2 separate regions of the Homo sapiens genome follow, and region 2 is linked to region 1. A link is an interaction called in ENCODE POLR2A ChIA-PET data of the cell type or tissue named here. Cell type or tissue: MCF 10A. All regions are shown on one strand. Links, peaks and the distances in the headings refer to the core of each region. The heading gives the core; the rest is flanking DNA.

Evidence for each region. ChIA-PET counts read pairs that join two places held together with the same protein. Peaks named below come from ENCODE experiments on the same cell type or tissue, not always from the same donor. Only the 100,000 strongest peaks of a DNase experiment are listed, where the experiment ranks them.
Region 2: POLR2A ChIA-PET joins it to region 1 with 5 read pairs; 19 of 35 experiments call an interaction of 5 or more read pairs at or near these places.

The regions. Positions count from the first base shown.
Region 1 is chr17:75,691,301-75,695,684 of GRCh38, reverse strand. SAP30BP (SAP30 binding protein) reads right to left here. Exons shown (of 11, transcript NM_013260.8): 4 at 2,203-2,245. Among named protein-coding and RNA genes, the nearest start is that of SAP30BP-AS1, 8.7 kb to the right of the region's middle. In MCF 10A, for the core only: no CTCF peak of the experiment used is centred there; DNase peaks (open chromatin) are centred at 1,914 and 4,144.
Region 2 is chr17:75,742,895-75,747,278 of GRCh38, reverse strand. It overlaps ITGB4 (integrin subunit beta 4), which reads right to left. Exons shown (of 40, transcript NM_000213.5): 26 at 3,418-3,566. Among named protein-coding and RNA genes, the nearest start is that of GALK1, 20 kb to the left of the region's middle. In MCF 10A, for the core only: no CTCF peak of the experiment used is centred there; no DNase peak of the experiment used is centred there.

The sequences.
Region 1 (4,384 bases), core at 219-4,218:
AGTGGACAAAAGCTTAGGTAGAGGGGCTGACAGGCACTGCATCATGAATGGAAGCCACTGTCCTTCAACTAATTACGTCTTCAGTAAGAGGAACTAAACTAGCTACTCGTCAATGAGGAATGGTGAGTAATCAAAACGATGCCGCTTAAAGATCCATTTGTGTCCTCATGGGTGAATCAGTAAACAAACTGTGGTGTATCCCTACAGTGAAATATTACTTGGCTACAAAAAGAAACTCTGGACATGCCCAACTACATGGATGAGTCTTGCAAGCACCGTGCTGAGTGAAAGAAGCCAGACAAAAACACTAGTTCCCTTTCTATCCCTGGTTCTTAACTAGGGGTGATTCTGCCCCAAGGGGACATTTGGCAATGTCTGGAGACATTGATCACTGTCACATCTGGGGAAGGGAGAGTGCCTCTGGCACGTAGTGGGTAGAGACCAAGGACACTGCTAAACACCCTGCAAAGCACAGGACAGCCCCACAACAAAGACTCATCCAGCCCTAAGTGTCAGTAGGGCCAGGGTGGGGAGATCCTGATTTATAGGAAATTCTAAAGAAAGGCAAAGCTATAGTGAGGAGAGTGTAGATCACAGCTTGCCTGAGGCTGAGGGAGGGAATCACCTGTAACACGGTCGGGGCACAAGGGAACATTTCGGAGTGATGGGTGCGTTCTGTATCACAATTGTGGTGGGGCTAACACAACTATACACATTTGTCAAAATTCATAAAATGGCACACGTAAAATTGGCAAGTCTTACTCTATGTAAATTATACCTCAATAAAGCTATTTCCAAAAAGTGGCACAGGGAGAAAAAGTGACAAGTTGGCTCTGGAAGCAACTGGGGGCTGAGATGGCTGATGCCCACACACATTCCACTGCCTGCCCAGCACTACTAGCAAGAGCAAGGGCATCTCTGCGTTGGCACGTGACAGGCTGCTCTCTGATCCCCAGCCGTGTAGTTTCTCACAGTAAACAGCAGGGTCGGCTCGGGTGATGGCGGGGATAAGAGGCCAAGGCTCCCGTCCACGCCCGACCCGTGGATCGCCCCCTTGGGCCGGCCATCGGCTTCCCAGCAGATGCACACTCTGCTTCCTCTGCCCTCAAAGCCAAATGTTGCACCCCTAAGGCGTCACTTTCTAAAGAAGAAACTCTAGGTTTTAGGAAAATCTTGGTTTTTATAGGATTTGAAAGACTGAAACTCCATCAGAGAGGCCAGGGATTAAGGCCCTCCTGCTGAGGGTCTGGGCTGCTCAGCGTTACCGTGTTCCCACCCAATCCTTCTTCAAAAGACAAATAGAATGAACGATTCCTAGCTCCTTTAGTTCTGGAAAAGGAGAACAGGCTTTGTAGCAGAACTCCCAGCAGAAAGGCCCTACTGGGAGGAAGCCTGGGTGGGAAGGACTGACTACTGGGGCAGCGCTTCCAGGTGGTCCCTGGGCTCAGAACCCCCAGGGCTGGAGTCAGTGAGCCACCGAGGCAAGACCGCAGGAGGCAGGAGCCTGTTTGTGAAGATCAGCAGGACGGACAGGAGAGCTGGTAATGGTTGCCACAGAGAGGGAGGGCCAACCCCACCAAGAGCTCTGACTCAGATGCCGGGAACTGCCCCCCGGTCGGGCTTTGGGAGCCACGTGAAAGGAGCTGGGGGGCTTTCTAAAAGGATTAAAAGGCTGGGGCTAGCACAGGACTTGGATGATGTATGCTGTTTTCCAGAAACATAGTGTCCCTGCTCCTCCCAAATCACAAAGAGCCCCAGACTCCAGGGCTGTGAGGCATGTTCCTGCCTGGGGACAGAGCAAAGTGCCAGCAGAGGCCACATGCTGACTCCCTGAGCAGCATGCATATGCCAGCGGAGAGGGGGAGGAGGGGTTGCAAAGACAGAGGACAAGCCCAGGGCACTAGGGGAAGCAGAGACCAAGACACGCTCCCAGCTGAGTGCCCTGAATTCCCTCTTGACAGCGCTGGCAACCGACCAAAGCCCATTAAAACACACCACAAATATGATTTCCAAAGAAGAACTGTTCCCTGGACGTCTCACCCGGGCATCCTAGGAAATGCCAAAGCCCTGAGAGGGAGCCAAAGGGACAACAGTGCTCACAGCAGACAGAAGCCCTGTGGGGCGGCAGGCCTGGCATGGCTGGAAGCCAGGCTGCTAGGAGCAAGGCTGAGAAACGTGCCCCCAGGATCCCCCAATACTCACCCACGAGTTCCTGGGGGTCTCGCTTTTCTGCTTCTGTATTATCCTGCAAAAGACAAACAAATACGAGGAGGTAAGACTGGGGCTCCTGAACCAGCTACTCTCTACTGAGACCACTCAGGATTTTTAAGGAAGGAGAAAAAGTAAAAGCACTGCCAGGAACACTAAGGGTAAGCTGATGCTTCAGGGGCCTCTGGCACCCCCGAGCCTCCGAACCCTCTTCTTCCCGCATCGCAGCAGCCGGATGCTCCCGAGCCCCACGCCGGTCTCTCCTCCATGCCTTTTCAGTGACCAAACCCACCATCGCTGAGGAGAACACAAGCCAGCAAGCCTGCTGCAGCCAACTGGGCAACGTATACCCTGCCTGTTGCTCTCCCCTGGGTCTGAGGAAGCTTGCCTGAATGGAGTGCAGAGCTCAAGGGCCCGGCCAGCCCAGACATCACCACCTCTACCGCTGGTACCAAGGAAGCAAGAGGTGACTGCTTTGTAACAGCAGACTCCCGAGATGAAAATGCAGACTAGCTGCTCCCAAGATACTCTTCTTATTTTTAGTTCAAAGAAGGGAGGCTTCATCATGAGGATAAAGGGGCAGCTCATGGAACCTCAGAGCAAGCATGCAGCAAACCTTTAATAAGTGGCAGAATGGGGATCCCAGAGAGGCCCCAGGCTCAAGGAAGCCTCTCTCTGGCTCTCAGCTCCCTTTACACTGGCTTTATACTCCCTCCAAAGAAAAGCTTCCTCCAATCCCTAATGCAAACAGTGTCCCATGACAGCTACATCCACATGTCCTGCAGAAACCTGAGAGCAAAGGCTTCTTAGACGTTTTCTGGATTTCACTGTTCTGTAGTAAATGTTTCATCTAAACCAAAATCAATGCTGAGAAAGCCACGGTCCAAGCCCTCCGTCACAAGTCTTCCCTTGCCTCCATTGTCTCAAGTGTAAAATGGCAAGAACACACCTGTTTCCCCCATTTCTGGGTTGCTGACACCCAGCCCCTCAAAGCCAGTTAGATCAACAATCTCAAGGGCCACACGTGCTCATCATCAAAACAGCAGAGGCAGAGTTCACAGAAAGTTGCTGGACGCCATGTCTTTTCCTGCTGATGAGTGAGGGAGGAGATGAGACAGGAAGACCCTGCAACAAGACCTTTTCGAGGACAGGTGCAGAGCTCCGCAGGCTCCACTTACACAGACATGGCACACCACGCCACGGCTCCAAAAGGAAGGTGCCAGGAAGGCCACCCAGTTCCCCACACTGAACCTAGACTCAGTCTTAGCCCCCTTTCCAGAAAGTCCCTCCTGATGCTGGGACAGGCCAAATTCCCCATTCCTCAGAACACTGCAGCTATTCATTCAACCTGGCAGGGCACCACGTCCAGGCCAGGCTGCTTAGCAACCCATCTCTTCGAGCCACTGCCCCCTGCCAATCAGGTGGGCAAAGAGGAGGCTGGGAGCAGGCAGGGAGGCGCGCCTGGAGGACTGCCACACCAACTTCAGGTTGCAGTCATAAATCAGCGGCTCTATAGAGACTGCCGCAGTCATAAATCAGCAGCCCTATAGAGACTGCCAGTCTCTCAGGGGACCAACAATCCCTTTGTAGCAGTGACTCTCAGGAAACCAGTGTTCAAGAGTGTTAGTAACAATACATGGGACTGTAAAATGCCCTCACATTTTCCCTCTAGAGAACAGCTTTCTGGGTGCTGATTGTAGGAAAACATCAGCTCCTCCCTCACCCGCCAGCTGGCTGATCATACAGGGACTGACCATTCGTTAACTCTCCCTCCAGCCCCCACTCACCCTTCCCCAAGGCTCCGCACCATACCACACCCACCCCTTCTCATGGACTCAACTGCAGAGGCCCAATCCCCACACAAGGAGTCTACCATGTCTACCCCAAAGCCACAGGAAGTTAGTCACCAAACATGCAATGGCTCTTCAAGGGGAAACACACTTGCCACTTCAGGGCCTCCTTAGGTAAAGTAAGAGGCCAGGAGCCTCCCCGTGGCTTCTTGTGGCTTTTGTGAACCTGGAGATGGAAAGGAGTGTGGGGTGTGTGTGCTGCCAGGCTCAGCTGAGGTTGTTGAGTCACGTCTCTGGAAGAAAAGAGATGATGGGGCAAAATCACAGGAAGTATTTTATCCCTTTATTTTATTTTTTTCCTTTAGGTTGGCTCTTCAGTTCCCCCT
Region 2 (4,384 bases), core at 385-4,384, 51 kb before region 1:
TCAAACTCCTGACTTCAGGTGATCCACCTGCCTCAGCCTCCCAAAGTGCTGGGATTACAGGTGTGAGCCACCACGCCTGGCTGGAATATGGACTAATTTTAGGTACTAGTATAATCAATGTGAAGATACAGATGTCCACATCTCTATTTATATTTCTATGTTGCTATCTATATAGAAAGAGAGAGAAAGCAAATATTAGCAATCGGTGAATCTATGTAAAGGGTAAATGGGTGCTAGTTTTACTGTTCCTTCCATTTTTCTGTAAGTTGAAGTTTTTAAAAATAAAAAGGTGAGAAATTAAAATGTTTTAAAAAACAAATATCAAAGCTTTTTTTTTTTTTTTTTTTTTGAGACAGGGGTTTCACTCTGTCACCCAGGCTGGAGTGCAGTGGCACTATCTCGGCTAACTGCAACCTCCACCTACTGGGCTCTACCTCAGCCTCCCGAGTAGCTGGGACCACAGGTGCACACCACAACACCCAGATAATTTTCTGTATTTTTGGTACAGACAGGGTTTCGCCATGTTGGCCAGGCTGGTCTTGAACTCCTGATCTCAAGCGATCTGCCCGCCCTGGCCTCCCAAAGTGCTGGGATTACAGGCATGAGCCACTGTACCCAGCCTCAAAGCATCTTTATACAAGTGTAACAGGGTAGCCAGAAGGCAAGGCAAAAGGATCATGTTATCCTAGGAGTTTGAGACCAGCCTGGGCAACATGGCGAAACCCTATCTCTACTAAAAATATAAAATGGCCGGGCGCGGTGGCTGATGCCTGTAATCCCAGCACTTTGGGAGGCTGAGGTGGGCGGATCACGAGGTCAGGAGTTCGAGACCAGCCTGACCAACATGGTGAAACCCCGTCTCTACTAAAAATACAAAATTTAGCTGGGTGTGGTGGTGCGCACCTGTAGTCCCTGTTACTTGGGAGGCTGAGGCAGGAGAATCGCTTGAACCCTGGAGGTGGAGGTTGCAGTAAGCTGAGATCGCGCCAGCCTGGGCAACAGAGTGAGACTCCGTCTCAAAGAAAAAAAAATACAAAATTAGCCGTGCGGTGGTGGACATCTGTAGTCCCAGCTACTTGGGAGGTTGAGGTTGAAGGACTGCTTGAGCCCAGGAGTTCAAGATTGCAGAGAGCTAGGACTGTGCCCCTGTACTCCACCCTGGACTAGAGGGAGACCTTGTCTCTTAAAAGAAAAAAATTATTCTTTGGAATTTTTATGGGGGGACATTGGAAAAATAATGAGAACAGTTCCTGTCAATAAAAAGAAGTAAATAAAATTAGGATGTGGCCAGGCAGCCCGGGCCTGCTGACTACGCGCTCCCCTATGTTTGCTGAATGGGCCTGTGGGCCCAGGGAGGCGAGACTTTATTACTTTTGAGATAATTTTTTTTTTCTTTTTTCGAGACAGAGTCTCACTCTGTCGCTCAAGCTGTAGTGCAGTGGCATGATCTCGGTTCACTGCAGCCTCCACCTCCTGGTTTCCAGCAATTCTCCTGCCTCGGCCTCCCGGGTAGCTGGGATTAGAGGCACGTGTCACCATGCCCAGCTAATTTTTGTATTTTTAGTAGAGACAGGGTTTCACCATGTTGGCCAGGCTGGTCTCGAACTCGTGACCTCAGGCGATCCACCTGCCTTGGCCTCCCACAGTGCTAGGATTACAGGCATACGCCACCTCGCCTGGCCTTTATTATTATTATTATTTTTTTAAAATAGAGACAGGGTCTTACTATGTTGCCCAAGCTGGCCTGCAACTCCTGGGCTCAAGTGATCCTCCCACTGTGCCCTCCCACAGTGTTGGGATTACATGCATGAGCTACTGCACTGAGCCAGGTTTTGTTTCTTTGTTTTTTTGTTTGATTTTTAAAAAATTAATTATTATTATTTTTTTAGACAGGGTCTTACTCTGTTGCCTAGGCTGAAGTACAGTGGCATGAACATGGCTCACTGTAGCCTCAACCTCCTGGCCTCAAGTGATCTTCCTGCCTCAGCCTTCCAAGTAGCTGGGTCCACAAGTATGCACTACCATGCCCAGCTAATGTTTAAATTATATGTATAGACATGGTCTCACCACGTTGCCTAGGCTGGTCTTGAACTCCTGGGTTTAAGTGATTCTCCCACCTTAGCCTCCCAAAGTGCTGGGATTACAGGTGTGAGCCACCATGCCCCGCCTTTGTTTTTAATTATGGATTTGTTGCCAACATTTAAAAACTAGAAAGGCCAGGTGCACTGGCTTACACCTGTAATCCCTGCACTTTGGGAAGCCGAGGTGGGCGGATCACTTGAGATCAGGAGTTTAAGACCAGCCTGGCCAACATGGCAAAACCCCATCTCTTCTAAAAATACAAAAACTAGGCCGGGCGTGGTAGCTCACTCCTGTAATCCCAGCACTTTGGGAGGCCGAGGTGGGTGGATCACTTGAGGTCAGGAGTTCAAGACCAGCTTGGGCAACATAGCAAGACCCTGTCTCCCCCAAAAATTAAGAAGCAAAAAATCCCCACACAAAACAAAAGAAACAAAACTATGAAGCCTGTAAACCCAGTCCAGCCTGTGTGCCACCTGATTTGGCTGTACCCCAGCACTGGGGCTCAGCAGTGAAGGTGATGCTGGTCCAGCCATGGCACTCCCTGCCTTGAAGGGTTGCTCCTGCTGCTTGGCAAATTGTGACAGCCCTTGGGGAGTCTGGCCTGGGGACATGGGGTCTTCGATCCCAGCTCAAGAAACCCAAAGCCCCCTGGACTGGGGCATATAGGGGGAGTTTATCTCCAAGAGGTTTGGCTACCCTGTGGATCCTGAGTTGTAGGAGGGGACAGGAATGGTCTGGGCAGGTCCCTGGCCCATGAAGGAAGAAAGAGCCCTCTTGGGCCGGGCGCGGTGGCTCACGCCTGTAATCCCAGCACTTTGGGAGGCCAAGGCGGGCGGATCACCTGAGGTCGGGAGTTCCAGACCAGCCTGACCAACATGGAGAAACCCCGTCTCTACTAAAAACACAAAATTAGACATGCGTGGTGGCACATGCCTGTAATCCCAGCTACTAGGGAGGCTGAGGCAGCAGAATCGCTTGAACCCGAGAGGTGGAGGTTGCGGTGAGCTGAGATTGTGCCATTGCACTCCAGCCTGGGCAACAAGAGCGAAACTCTGTCTCAAAAAAAAAAAAAAAAAAAAAAGAGCGAGCCCTCTTGGCCTGAGTCCCTGGCAGCAATGGAGCCTCATCCAGCGTGTCACTGGCACCCTGGGCAGGTGAGACTCCCCTGCCACAGGGTGGCAGGAGCAGGTGGACGTGTCCTTGGGAGGCCAGCCAGGGGCACGGCCAGTATCCAGGGACTCAAGCAGCTGCCATGTGCTGCTTTGTCTTGGGAACCCAATGCGGTGCCCACGCAGCCCCCCGGGCTGCACCCTCGACCCTGTGGCGCAGCCTCACCCGGTTGCCCTGCGCGGTGCCATCCTGTGTGCGGTAGGAGACCTGGGACTTCCCGCCGTCCAGGACACGCCGGATGACAGGGATGCGGGCCACCTGGTCCCCGCGGCTGACCGAGAACTCAGGCTGCTCAAAGGACACCACGTCTCTGGCTGCAAGGAGCCCGGGCATTTGTCAGAGTGTGCTGGGCCCAGTCCCTTCCCACCTCCTGCTCTCCTGTGACCCTGCCCAGCCCAGCCCAGAATCCAGGAGTCCGCTTGGTTCCCTCTATGCATTGCCCTCTGGGAAGGGCACAGGAGCGAAACGGAAAATCCTTCCAGAAAAAGATGAGGGGCCGGGCGCAGTGGCTTGTGCCTGTAATCCCAGCACTTTGGGAGGCTGAGGCAGGTGGATCACCTGAGGTCAGGAGTTCGAGACCAGCCTGGCCAACATGGCGAAACCCCATCTCTACTAAAGATAGAAAAATTAGCTGGGCGTGGTGGCGAGTGCCTGTAATCCCAGCTACTCGGGAGGCTGAGGCAGGAGAATCACTTCAACCTGGGAGGCAGCGGTTGCAGTGAGCCAAGATGGTGCCATTGCACTCCAGCCTGGGTGGCAGAGCAAGACTCTGTCCCAAGAAAAAAAAAAGTGGTTCTGGAACAAAGTGTCCAGCAGACATCCTGGAAGGGCCAGGCAGAGGAGGGAGGCCAGTCACGGGCAGGACCAGAGATGGAGCCTTCAGCCCCAGGGCTGGAGGAGAGCAGGAACAGGCCTGAGGCCTGTGGCTTCCGGCACAGGTGGGAGGAGGGGTCAGATGTCCACGGTGTGATGCCTTGGCCAACCCTTTTTCTAGATAGAGAGGAGCAAGGGGCTGGCCCTTATGAGGATGCAACAGAAGCTTCCATTTACTGAGCGCTCACCACCAGGCAGGCACTGTGGCGAGGTGAACAGCCACGCATTCCGTAAAAGAGCCCTTACCCATTTTACAGAT